3 separate regions of the Mus musculus genome follow, and regions 1 and 3 are each linked to region 2. The links are chromatin contacts, found by Hi-C or POLR2A ChIA-PET in ENCODE. All regions are on one chromosome and are shown on one strand. The core of a region is the stretch at or near the end of the contact, and the rest is flanking DNA. Distances in the headings are between cores, read along the strand shown. Region 1 holds the start of Gng3 (guanine nucleotide binding protein (G protein), gamma 3). Region 2 holds the start of Ahnak (AHNAK nucleoprotein (desmoyokin)). Region 3 holds the start of Hnrnpul2 (heterogeneous nuclear ribonucleoprotein U-like 2).

Region 1 (4,224 bases), core at 241-2,740, 150 kb after region 2:
CAGTCAAAATTGCCTCCCAAGAGTTTCTTTCCTCTGCCTGGACCTGTGCTCGCTCACGGAGGAAGTGACCCCTACCCCCGCACAGCACCCTGTGGCCGACGCTGCGGCGCCCACCCCTGGGGTAATGCGGTGTACACCAGATCGCCACCGCGGCGAGGCAGACTCACCGGCCTCTCGCTGCCCAGGCAATATACAGAAGGCAGTTCCGGCTGCCGAGGAAGCCCCGCCCAACTGTCAATCGCCTACAGGGGCTGAGCCTTGCATAGAGGGCAGAGCCTGTAAAATGCTTTGCTCCCCAGTGTCTCTGCCCATTACACTTTAGTTAAGTGACCAAAGGACCCATTATAATCTCCAACGCAGTCTGGGACTCCTTGGTCCTCCTTTCCAGGCCTCAACCACAACCCTCTGCCCATACCTTTACCACCTGTCTTTTCAGTGTGATTGAATGGAGGTGTGAAATAAATGCTGATTTTGTTTTGTTTTGTTTTGTTTGTTTGTTTTTTGTAAATTCAGTAGAGTTCCTTGGGCCTGTAGGAGTCCAACTGGAGCTCAGAGAGCCTTGCACCCTGCCAGAATCTGAATCTTGTGTGTTGTGTGCGCAGATGGTGCCGTCCGCTAGTCAAGCGTGGCGGCATTTCAACCCCTTTCAGTCTCCAGTTTTTATGCTGCGTGATTGACCTTCTGTGACCCACGTGATGCAGCCAACCTCAAAATCCCTACAAAAAACCATGAGACTAGATTTCTGATGGTGGCATCGTCTGGATAACGTCCTCCAGGAGGCAAGGCCAATGCACATCTTTTTGAATAGTAGTAATCCACTCAAATTACATGAAAAATTTCCAATCGATTCCCTATTTCCCCAGTGCCAACTCTTGCCACCCTACTCCCCACTCCGAGAAGCCCACCTGTGTTCACAACATTCACACTAACTCTCGTGGCAAGGTGCCTTACCTCGTCTTTGTCTGATCCTTTGATCTGGTCTCTGCATGTCTCTCTTGCCCCAGCTTCTCTTCTTTGATGTATCATTTCTTTAGCTATCTTCCTGATGGGTTACCTCTGGGTCTCCCAGCTCGCGTCACTCACGTGGTAGAAAGTGGTGATCTAGAAGCTGATCACCTGTAGAGTGTTACATTTTCCTAGCTCTGAAGAACGGTGGGTCACTGAAAGAAACCAAGATTCAGGTGCTAAGTGCTGTGTCAGGGTGGGGGTGGGGGTGGGGGAGCAGCAGCCCAGCTGATGTCAGACTTTCAAATGAGCAGGGTCTTCCGCAGTGGGGACAGACTCTAATGCAGGGGCTGTCACAGGCCCAGACCACCCCATTTGAGAGGGGAGCCTGCTTCTGCCTCAGGCCCTTTGGGGAGCTATCTAGTTTAGACTAAGGACTTGTACAATGGCAGGGGCAGGTAGTGAGAGAGCAGCAGTGAGGGTGTGCACAGGGGATGCAAACAGCAGACTGACTCCCCCACTGTCCAGGCAGTTGGTATGCGCCAGAATCAGCAGCTCCTTCTAGCATCCTTCATCCTTCAGGTACCAGCCATCTGGGCAGAACTTAAGCTGTGGAGACTGAGACCACCCCTCCAAGGATCTCGTCTGAGCATCTCTAGTGACCTTCTCTGCATTAACTGTCAGTGCTACGGATATTTTTAGCTCCAAGTCCTGGCAGGGTGGGGCACCTATCTGAGGCAGGGTTTGGTGCCCCCTCCCCACTGACCCTACATCCCTGGCTGCCGCTGCTGTTACTTCAGGTGAGTAGAAAGCAGCTTTTTTTCTCTTCAGGGCTTGAGGGGGGACAGGTGGCTGATGTGATTTCATCAGGGTGGGGCTCTTTCTGACTGAGGCTTTCATTGCTGGTAACATATTTGGCTCAAAGACTTAAAATCCTTAAATCGTTTGTATAATTTGATGACCAGGACCCAGGGGTTAGGAGAATATTTCATTTTATCTTCTCCATTCTCCCTACTTAAAAAAAAAAAAAAAAAAGAAAGAAAAAAAAACCTGGGATGGCCACTGGAGAATGGGGGCACAATCCCAGGTGTGTGGTTGTGAAGAGCTGAGTGTTTCAGCTGACTGTCTTTACTCCAGGATGAAAGGGGAGACCCCCGTTAACAGCACTATGAGTATTGGTCAAGCACGCAAGATGGTGGAACAGCTTAAGATTGAGGCCAGCTTGTGCCGGATAAAGGTGGGTGCGACCCTGGCTCCCATCAGCCCTTCAGGGCTCAGCTGTGGGTTTGCAATACCCTCCCCTCCCCCCTCCCCCCAAGAAAAGATGCTTCTTTTCTTGACACCCTGAGGTCAGTGGCAGAAACTGGGCTTTGTCAGCAAAGTTGTTCCCGAGGACTGGCGTTGGGGGAGAGGGCTGTCTCAAAGGGCACTAGAAACAAAAAGATAGTCTATTGGAGAAGAGAACTGCAGTCCCTTTCAGGAATTCTGGTTAATGTATCCCTTCCTGGCTGGGTTCCAGGTGTCCAAGGCAGCAGCAGACCTGATGACATACTGTGATGCCCACGCTTGTGAGGACCCCCTCATCACTCCTGTGCCCACTTCCGAGAACCCCTTCCGGGAGAAGAAGTTCTTCTGTGCGCTCCTCTGAAGAGCGGTGGACCTCCTCTGAACTCATCGCCCCCTCCCAGACCCGCCCTTAGATTGGAAATTGTAGTAGATCACTTCTACCCGCATTTACCCGGAGATTATTTGAAGCACAAGGCCCTCCTTACCCATGTCTACCCCATCTCCTCACCCTTTCAGGCTAACTCCAAGCACCTTCTACTCTATCTATAAAGGGACCCCGCTAAACTGCCAAAATCCTGCCTGTTTCCCTCGGTGATCCATCCGTTCAGGCAATGGAGAGGGGGATGCCCGGGTGCTCACCTGGAGCTATGAAAGGTAAAGGCATTTGAAGAATAAAGTCATTCAGAGCCTCAGAGGACAACGTCTGTGTTAGCGTTCTTGGGAAAGAGGATCCTTAATCGATACACTTGCCATATCCAGGGAACAGGGCCAGTCGAGCCCGTTAGACATTGTAAGGATTGGAGATCGCAAAGTATAAGGTGCCCGAGCGCCCCCAGTGGGGGGTTGTTAAAACGAGCGCTCAGAAGCCGCGGAGCATTCACACGAGCGCGCAACGTAAGCGGCGAGAACCACACAAGGGCGAGCAGGGTGGGTTTCCGCAGGCCCAGGGACAGCAGCCCCGGGGGGAGGTGGCCCGAGAGGCCGTGGGGCGGGACAGGGCGACTCGGCGCGGCAGCCAATGCCCAAGATGGCGGCTGCCTGTTCGTACCCGCATGGAGGCACGCGCCGAGGGTGCTCTTAAAATGGCGGTCCCCAGCGTTCCCAATAGGGAACGATCCCTTATGCGATCCTCTGGTCTTAAAATGGCTGCCCCTGCCCTCTCAAAGTCAGAGTCAGGTTCTCTGTCCCATAGAATCTGGAACTAGACATGCTTTGGAGACCAATCACGGGGAGTGGGGATGGGGAGACACCTAAAGCAGTCATGGGTTCTTAAGTTCAGTGTGGTGACCAACACTCCGGAGGTGTTGGACACACACAGAGGCAGATGGATCTCTGAGTTCCAAGCCAGCCACGACGACACACAATACACAATGAAATCCTGACTTAAAACAACCAGTCACTAGGACTGGGACCCAAGAAGCCCAGAGTGAGTTTTGCATAAGAATCTCGCCTGAGTAGAGGTTCCCTTTGAGGTGTATGTAATAACACAAATGTGTTAAACAGGCCATCTTGGAGCACCCTGTTCCTTGGTCTCTGTGGGATCTAAATAAGTAATAAATTTGTTTTCTTGTTGAATTGGGGCTTTTTTATTTTCTCCTCAAGGTAACTGAAAACATCACAAGGGTTCAGAATGTCGTCTGACTGGAAACCATGTCTCAAGAATGCCTCCTAGAGTGAGATCCCGGCAAAGGGTTAGGGGATCCAGGCCACCGCCTAGAAGCTTTTTGGTCTGAGTGAACGTACATATATGTTTTGGATCCTGGGCTACATTTAAATGTCCTAGTTGTTTTGTTTTTGTTTTTATTCTTTTTGGTTTTTCGAGACAGGGTTTCTCTGTATAGCCCTGGCTGTCCTGGAACTCACTTTGTAGACCAGGCTGGCCTCAAACTCAGAGATCCGCCTGCCTCTGCCTCCCTGAATGCTGGGATTAAAGGCGTGCGCCACCATGCCCGGCTGTTCTAGTTTTAGGTGACAAATCGTTCTGGGTAGGAA
Region 2 (4,305 bases), core at 1,593-4,092:
AGAAGTCGGACTAGCTCTCCCAGTTTGCTTCTCTTGTCTGTCTCCAGGCAGTTCCCAAGTTCTGAAAAAGGTAGTGACCACACCCCAGTGCCCAACACATCCTCCACTCCCACAGCTTTACCCCAACCCCTCAAACCAGCTCCTCAGGCTCAGAGTGGTGTGCTCTGCCAGAACCCGACAGACAGTTCCAAGTGGAGCGTAAGGCCTGTAGGGCTCTGAACCTCTAAGCAGAGCCTCTCTAGGCCTGAAGTGAGCTCCCCGGTCTACTCTTTCTCTCTCTTGTCCTTTTCTGGACTTGGAGCTGTGGAGTGCTAGGCCAAGACCCTCAGGGTATCACTGCTGACTTCCAAACCATTAGCACTAAGTCTTGGATGACTCACGTGCCTGTCTCTCTGAATGTCCTGGTTCTCTTCACAATGTCCCTTTGCATAATCTCTTAGGGACAAGAGCTTTAGAAAGGAGTTCAGACATCTTCCAGATGTCATCCCTACGCCCCCCTCCAGTCCTTTACTAGATCAGCTCCCTTGTTCCCAGTTCCTTTCCCACACTCCCCTTGCCCCATAACTCAGCTCAGGCCGAGGAAGTGGCCCTTAAATGAGGGGTTCCCTTCTACTGCACAATCTGCACACTCTACAGACCAGATACAGGCCTGCCCTCCCCCACACCCCCATAGTTTTTCAAGAAAAGGAAGCTACTAGTTCATTCAGCTTGGGAAAAGGAAAAGAGACCCACCCTACCCCCAGAGACTTCCCTAATAGGGCAGGACCAAAACAGTTCTACTCACCTAAGCCATTCTCAGTGTGGGGAGAGGCCCTAAACATTGCCCACATTGCCCATAGCATCTTCCTGTGTGCCCTCCCCTCTCCCAGTCACCTATGAGGACAGTATCATTGATATGAGGACATGAATCATTGGATCTTGTGAATTCATCCCATCTAGTATACGTTAGGTACAGTAAGATGGTTCCTGCCATTGCTAAAGTTTAAGGGCAAACTGTTTCAAAACCATTTGTTGGGAGTCCTTTTTCTCCTGGGAATTCCAGGTCACTTTCCAAGGATCCCCCACCCCCATCCCCCCAACTACCTCCAGAAGCTTTTCTGCAAATCCCCTCCACAGAACAGGGACATTGAGACAAGTACCCCTGGACACGTGTGTCCTCAGAGACAGCCTAGGGCCACACCCTGCCAAACCAGGGTGCCAACCCAGACATCATGCGCACAATCTTCTGTGGTCACATTGTGCAGAAGTGACAATAGAGTGAGCAGGCAAGCACACACACACACACACACACACACACACACACACACACACACATACCAGGGACACTACGTTGTCAAGGCTCCACTCCATTTGACTTGTAGGATATCCCCGGGTCACCCCAAGAGTCTTCAGTGCTCATCGCCATGTACAGCTAGCCCTGATGTCAACCCAACGCCACCAAGGTTCTGCGTCCCCCAAATCTGCCTCGGCACTGAAAGGGGCTCCAGCCAGAGGAGGCCCAGGCTCCCGCACACTGCACATCCCCTCCCTGCATGGGAAAGCCTTACATAACACAGCTCTCTGCACACACCCTAAGCATGTTGCCTTTCCAACCCCACAGTAGGATCTTGCCCCCCGCCCTCTCCGCTGGCGCGCACTGCAAAAGTGAAGGGTTCCAAAGGAGAGCAGGGAAGTCCTTCACCTACGCCCTGCGCTCCGGCCCCCACCGCCTACACACGGCCTCTTTCCCCCTCCGCTTTGCCCCTCACCCCCACCCCCACCCCCGAATTCTGGTTTGAATTAGTCACCGGCTCCAACCACTACATTCCTCAGGCTGCTGGAATCCAGCCAGGCGCTGGGGCGGGGGCCATCCCGCCCGGACGAGTTTGGGAGTGGGGTGGGGTGGGGAGAAAGCACCGCCCCTAGAAGGAGCAAGGGAGGTTCTGGGGACTGTGTCGATTGCACAGCCCCCTCCCCGCCCACCCAGCGCAGGAATCTCCCTAATTATGTCCCCCACCCCCCCTCCCACTCCCACCCATCCCACAGGGAGGCACGCTGCAAACTTCCAGGCTCCGACGCCCTGGAGAAAGAAGGGAGTTTTCTGGATCTGGAAACACAGAGGGGCAAGACTAGGGCGGGGCAGTTGAAGGGGAGCTGTTAAAGTCGCCGCTAGGAGCCAGAAAGGGAGAGGCTGGTGGTACAGAGCAGGGTGGGGCCGAGGGGAATCCGGACGCGAAGTTCGAGATGGAGGTGTGGGGAGCCGCGAAAGACAGCAGAGGGGGCACGCGGTGCAGGGGCGCGGGAGGGGCGATGGGGCTCTTGGAAACTTCTCCAGTAAACATGGTATAGGAACCAAGTAGCGCTCTGAGCCGCCGCCCCAAAGAGATGGAATCGGTCAGGGACCACCAGATCAGGAACGCCCTGCACTGCAGTTGGAACGACAATACATCCGCGGGAAAAAACTAAAAGCGCAGCAAAGCACACTTCGAAGCGATTTTCTAACTTAGTTAAACTTGGCCCCAACTCCGGAGAAAGAGCTTTACTCCCGAAGCGTGACGCGTCGCCTGCCCCGGCGGCCGCAAGCGGCCAGGTTTGCTCCCAACAGTCGGAACCCTCGTAGTGACACTACCGCAAATGCACCTTGTCCGAGTCCCTCTCTCCCCTGGTCGCCCGAACCCTGGCCCCACACCTTACCGCCCAGCGCTCCGCTTCCCTACCTGCGGGCTCAGCCCCAGGACGCAGCCATAGCCGGCGAAGGGCCCGAGGTCGCAGTGCTGACTGCTGGCGACGGCGAGCCCCAGTCGGGGCGGGTCTGGCAGGGCGGACAGTGCAGTCCCCGCGGCAGAGCTGCTCCAAGTGGCCGGGCCCCCGTGCGCGGAGGCGGCTCTTGTAACTCGGGCGGGTCTGCCCGGAGCTGTGGGGAGAGGGCGGGGCCGGGCGGGGCCCGAATAGGGCAAGGACCCGAGAGCACGACTAACACTGAAGCCACCCTGGAATGGGCCGGTGAAGGGAGAAGGTTGAGGGGGCTCAGGGACGAGGAGGCGTCGCCTTTTCCCCTCCCCTATCCCATCTATTGCTCCTGTCCCGGCTCTGGATCTTCCCACCCCATTTTAAACAGTGTGTGTGTGTTCACCGGCAAGAAATTCCTGGAAGCACGCAGGGGCACAGATTCACAGTCGGAATCCAGAGTCAACCTAGTCTGCAGAAGAGCCAAGAAGCTCAGATGATTCAACCTCGACCTCCAGCCTCCACACAGACCTTTGAGCTTTCTCTCAAGCTCAGATACATTAATCCCAGGCCCCAGCCTCCTCTCCCAGTTCCCAGGCTTCTTGCAGCCTCGCCCCGTTCCTCGCCTTCAGGCTCTCTCCTCTTCTACAAAACACACTGACTCTAAGACTTAGATCCGACCCCTAGGAATGGAGTCACCTATGCACCACACCACGGTGCTGTTCTTCATTGCAGCGACACCAGTCAGGCCTGCAGCTGTTGGACGCACCATGGAACAACTCACTCTCTCCTGTAAACTCTGTCCCCCATGCCTTTTGGGTATTTTATTTGGGGGAGGGAGCACAGACTGTGTAGCCCGGCCATCACAGAACTGGCTAGAACTGACAGCCTTACAGATTCCCCTGCCTCTGCCACCCTGGGACTAAAGGCATGAACCACTATGCCCCAGTAAGCTTGAGGAACCCAAGATCCAGCACTTTCTTTGCATTCCCAGGCCTTCTGCGCCTCTCACAGCTCCTCCCCCATATTTCCATTTGCAAGTTGCTCCGCTCCCCAATTTACAGCCATTTCCCACAGCCACTTCTAACTCTATGTGGATTTTATTAAATGCTTAATGATGGGGTTGCAGAGATGTTCTGGCTGCATCCCCCCTCCGCACCTCCCTTTTTCTCCTTCCCTATTGAGTTCTACCCTCTCTGGCAGGTGGCTACCCAGCTGCCCACTCCAGTTTCCCTTCCTTCCCAAATGCCCCAAGAGGCCTCAAGCTGGAGAACTGAGACCTTGGCCTGAGGCAGGAGCACCTTCGCTCCAAGATCATGAGTGGGCTGGGGCTGAGACCAGCCCTGCCCTGTCCTCTGAAATGGCAAACATGTTTGCAGGCTAAAAATATCAGCCAAGTCTGCTGCCAGCCCTGGGGGCTGTGTCCAGGTCCAGTTACCACACAGGGTACAGGCGATGGGGGGAGGGAGACAACAGAAGGGAGTGACAGAGAACAGACACAGATGTAATGGACACACCAGGGTGGAGAGAAATGTAGGTAGAAATTCAGACAGGCATGGACATGTAAAGACAGGCAAAGCAGAGACTTGGCTACTAACA
Region 3 (4,152 bases), core at 1,566-4,065, 170 kb after region 2:
TGGTGTTATATATTAAGTAACATTCTTTTGTTGTTGTTTCTAGACAGGGTCTCACTATGTAGTTCTGCTTGTCCTAAAACTCACTATTTAGATCAGACTGGCCTCAAACACAGAGATCTGCCTGCCTCTGCCTTCAAGTGCTGGGACTGAAGGCCAGTGACACCAAACCTGGCAGTAACATTCTTTACACGGAGTAACACATGGAATTTTTCCTTAGGCTTTCATGTTTTGAAGGCTTAAGTGTTTTCAACAATTCCTTTAAAACACTCCCTTATTCTTTAATGCTTTTGATCTGCTATTTGGGATAACACAAATTAAGGGTTATGTAATAGGACCTCAGTCCCAGGACATCGGACACAACAAAAACCCCGAACACTATACTTTGCATACAATCATTGTAAAATAGATTCCAATTTTATAACACTAAGATCCAGAACAAAAACCAAGAAACAACGAAACAGTACAAAAAACTCTAAGGCAAAAAAACCTACTTGGAAGTAAAACTTAGAAGCAGCTCTCCCTCCTGACAGTCACTATAGGTTAGCTCTAACCATGCAAGCATTTCAAAAGGAGAAAGTCGTTAACTCCTGGGGGAAGTTTCCACAAACCTACCACAAGGTTACTCCACTAGAACCCCTAAATCATTTCAGCTCAGTTAGTTAGGAGCCTTAAGGGCACCAGTGTAGAATAAGTCTATAAATATGCTTATTTACAGCCTGGACAGGAGACTTAAAATATAAACACAACAGGGACAAAGTAAAAAGCCCCAGTCAAGTAACTAACATTCTACTAAAATGTTACTAGACTAAGTTTCTCTTTGCTAGTTAATGATTAAACCCAAAAGGCTCACACACTGTCTCCGACGGCTTAAGCAGGAAGGAGCAAGGTTAAATATCCAGAGTCTCTTTGAAGACTAACTTGGGTTTGACAGAGCAGCATTTCACGGACTGTTTTTTGCTTAACATTTTTAAGGTAAGGAACGAACTGTCAGGCCTTAGCTTCCAACTGGTCTCGGGAGAGCGCCAATTTTTCAGCATATTTGCGGCTAAAGGTATTCTGCTAAAGAGGGGTGGGCACCAGAAGACTGATCCACAGGTAGCTCGAAAGCCACACACACACACACACACACACACACACACACTTCCATCCACTAACACCAAGGAACCACGTTAGGCAGGAACCTCCCTCCTGCAAACAGTGTAAAGACAAGACGCCCAAACCTTCAAAAAGATGGACAGCGGATGAAAGCCACCTTCCCAGGAGAATCTCATCAAAAAGCCACTAGAACAGTGCACTTTCGGGCAAGTGGAAACAAGGAATCAGATAGCGCGGTGCAGGGTGGGGTGCTGGATCGGAGACGCACCCGGCAGGTTGAAGCCCGGCTTGGCTGCCAGTTCCTCACCTTGTTCCTCTACGGCCTTGTCACCCGGTGCCTCGGATCCCGGAGTCTCGTCTCCGCTCCGTTCCTCCGGCCCGTCTTCCTCCCCCTTGCCGTTGTCATGCTCTTCGCCACCATTTACCCCACCTGACCCAGCCGTGGCCTCCGCCGGTGTGTCGGAAGCTTCGGACTCGGCCTCCATGGCTGACGTCTCCGGGGGCTCCGGAGGCGGCTGCGCGGCCTGGCCCAAAGCCTGAGCAGGTGGTGGTTCCTCGTCTTCGTCCTCAAGCAGCGCCTCCTCGTCCTCCTCCTCGTCGTCGTCCTCCTCCTCCTCGTCCCCGCCCGGGCCTCCGCCCGACGCGGCCACAGGCCGAGGCTCCGCCTTGCAGGCCCCACCGGGCCCGGCCCCACCAACGCCGGCCTCGTCCTCCAGCATCTCAGCATCCAGTGCCTCCTGAAGACGCTGCGCCAGATCCATTTTGAGGCCGCGCGAATCCAGGCCCCGCCGCTGAAGCTCCGACCGCAGCTCGGTCACTTTCAGCCGCTTCACCTCCATCGCCGCCGTCGCCTCCTCCGCCTCCCGCCGCCTCCTCCCCTGCGAACTGTCGACCGAGCCCGACCGCGCAGGCGCCGCCGCCGCCCGCCTCCGCCTCCCGCGCCAGCACTGAGCCCGCGCTAGCAAGCGCACGCACACAGAGGCAGAGGCCGCGCTGTCTTCGCGGCGTGTTTATGTCGCCTTCCTCCTGCCCTGCCCCTTTCGGCTCACTGAGCGCAAAACAAGACGGCGAGGAGCAGCTTCCGACACACTCTGTACTCGACCGCGGGGGAGTGCGCGCCGAGGACGACGGAGTTCCCTCACTTCCCCTCCCTCCTCTCAGAGATCCGGGCCAATCAGCGCAAGCGGCCTAACCGCGCAGCCGCACAGGGGCCTGAGTCGGGCAAGGCTGGCTGCGGCTCAAGTGCCTCGTAGCACGGAAGCGTGAGCGCGCTCCTCTTTCCGTACTTCAGTCGTAGGCTCTGCGCAGTCGCGCCGGAGTCCCGCCCATCTCAGGTCTCTTACTTCCTGCCCGCTCCCAATTACCGGAGCACCCTAGGGCTTACTCGATGTCCTCTCTTGCTTATTCTTTGACTGTAACTTCTGAGACTAGTAACCGAAGCCAAGCTGGAAGGATGGGTGGTGCAGGGTTTTCGTAGCCAGGAGGGAAAGGCCTTTCCAGCATCAAGGGAGAGAGAGAGAGGGAGAGAGCAATGCCGGGACCTCTTTCTGTGCTTAAACATCTACCCAGCAACAGAGGCGCCAACCCCACCCCTTCCTTCTCTCGTTGGCCAGCTTGAATCGTAGTCTGTTGCTCTGATTGGTCCTCCGATATCGTGCGGCTTTTTTTCCTATTGGAGAAGTGGCCGGGAATTTTTTTTTTCCGGGTTGGTCCGCTGGGGAGGCGGGGCCGGTTCTGCGGGATTACTTTTCTAGACTCCTTTCTGATTGGGTGGCATGACGCAATGCGCGTGCCCCGTTAGAGGCTAAACTGCTGGCAGGTCTGGTCTCTTCCTCTCTGTGCTCCTGCAACTTAAACCGAATTCCTGGAGGAGTCTTCCGGCTTGGGCCTCCGCTGTGGTGCGGTTGTTGGGCACAATGCTTCCGGCCTCTTGTGCCTCACTTGTGGACTGGAGACTCAGGCCTCACTCACTTCGGTTCCTCAATTAACAGCAGAACCATCAACAAATGTTTGTTGGATAAGGACAAATAAAGAGATTGGAAAGGAGCGAAGCCTTTTTGACTTGTTTCACTTGTTCCCGCCTACTCCATCTTCTTCCAGGTCAGGGGGTGTGCCTCAGAGAAAGAAGGAAACGAATTTTGCGGGCGGTCACACACTTGGAACGTTTAGTCGGGCCTTTGGATTTCCCTAGTGTCTGTAATCACGCCGGGATCTCTTCTAATGGAACTCATTTGGTCAATGGCCTCACTATCCTCACATCATTCCTTTTTTTAGTTTGCGGTACTTCTGGAAACTGAAAACTAGCACAGGAGAATAGATGGGACTAGTAAAAACAGCAAAACCCACATCCCTGCGAGCTTCTTGCTTACGAAATCGATGCTCTAATCATTTATTTTGATCCCATTCTACTGCTTCAGTTTCTCTTTCATTTAACAGTTCCAACAGTCATGGAGAAGCGCCTTCAGGAGGCTCAGGTATACAAGGAGGAAGGAAACCAGCGCTACCGGGAAGGAAAGTACCGAGATGCTGTGAGTAGGTACCATCGAGCTCTTCTTCAGCTGCGGGGTCTGGACCCAAGTCTGCCTTCCCCTCTTTCTAGTCTGGGACCTCAGGGCCCAGCTCTCACACCGGAGCAAGAAAACATACTGCACACCATCCAGACCCACTGCTACAACAACCTAGCTGGTAAGTATGGGACGAGCGTGGGCAGAGAATCAAGACCGCAGGGCCGGGCAGTGGTGGAGCATGACTTTAATCCCACTACTCAGGAGGTAGAGGCAGTTCAAATACAGAGTGAGTTCCAGGACAGTCAGGGCTACACAGAGAAACCCTGTATCAAAAAGCAAAACAAACAAAAAAGATAGAATCATCAAGCCCTGTGAACATTGGAAGATGTTCTTTTTCACTGCCACCTGGCTATTTAGCAGTCGATTGAAACCTGTTTCCAATTTGTAGAGTATTCTAAAAGCAAGCGGGATTTCACAAACCTCACCTGAAACTACTTCCTGGGCTCTAAAGCCCAGATATCTTGATTTGGTGGACCTAGAATGGGTTTAT

Evidence for each region. A loop is a pair of places that touch in the nucleus more often than their neighbours do. ChIA-PET counts read pairs that join two places held with the same protein, here RNA polymerase II (POLR2A).
Region 1: POLR2A ChIA-PET joins it to region 2 with 21 read pairs in embryonic stem cell. The contact joins the promoter of Gng3 here to the promoter of Ahnak in region 2. A Hi-C loop is called at or near these places in 1 of 37 maps with a recorded cell type or tissue (heart). POLR2A ChIA-PET finds 5 or more read pairs at or near these places in 3 of 5 experiments (Patski and embryonic stem cell).
Region 3: POLR2A ChIA-PET joins it to region 2 with 16 read pairs in embryonic stem cell. The contact joins the promoter of Hnrnpul2 here to the promoter of Ahnak in region 2. POLR2A ChIA-PET finds 5 or more read pairs at or near these places in 3 of 5 experiments (Patski and embryonic stem cell).

Annotation. Positions count from the first base shown.
Region 1 is chr19:8,836,512-8,840,735 of GRCm38, reverse strand. Gng3 (guanine nucleotide binding protein (G protein), gamma 3) reads left to right here and starts at 1,490. Exons shown (of 3, transcript NM_010316.3): 1 at 1,490-1,745; 2 at 2,083-2,182; 3 at 2,465-3,807. The coding sequence starts at 2,084. The coding sequence ends at 2,593. It overlaps Bscl2 (Berardinelli-Seip congenital lipodystrophy 2 (seipin)), which reads right to left and starts at 3,269. Exons shown (of 12, transcript NM_001136064.3): 1 at 2,872-3,269; 2 at 952-1,160. The coding sequence starts at 1,026.
Region 2 is chr19:8,987,821-8,992,125 of GRCm38, reverse strand. Ahnak (AHNAK nucleoprotein (desmoyokin)) reads right to left here and starts at 2,842. Exons shown (of 5, transcript NM_009643.2): 1 at 2,697-2,842.
Region 3 is chr19:8,818,064-8,822,215 of GRCm38, reverse strand. It overlaps Hnrnpul2 (heterogeneous nuclear ribonucleoprotein U-like 2), which reads right to left and starts at 2,815. Exons shown (of 14, transcript NM_001081196.1): 1 at 1,403-2,815. The coding sequence starts at 1,934. Ttc9c (tetratricopeptide repeat domain 9C) reads left to right here and starts at 2,922. Exons shown (of 4, transcript NM_027412.3): 1 at 2,922-3,195; 2 at 3,532-3,780. The coding sequence starts at 3,543.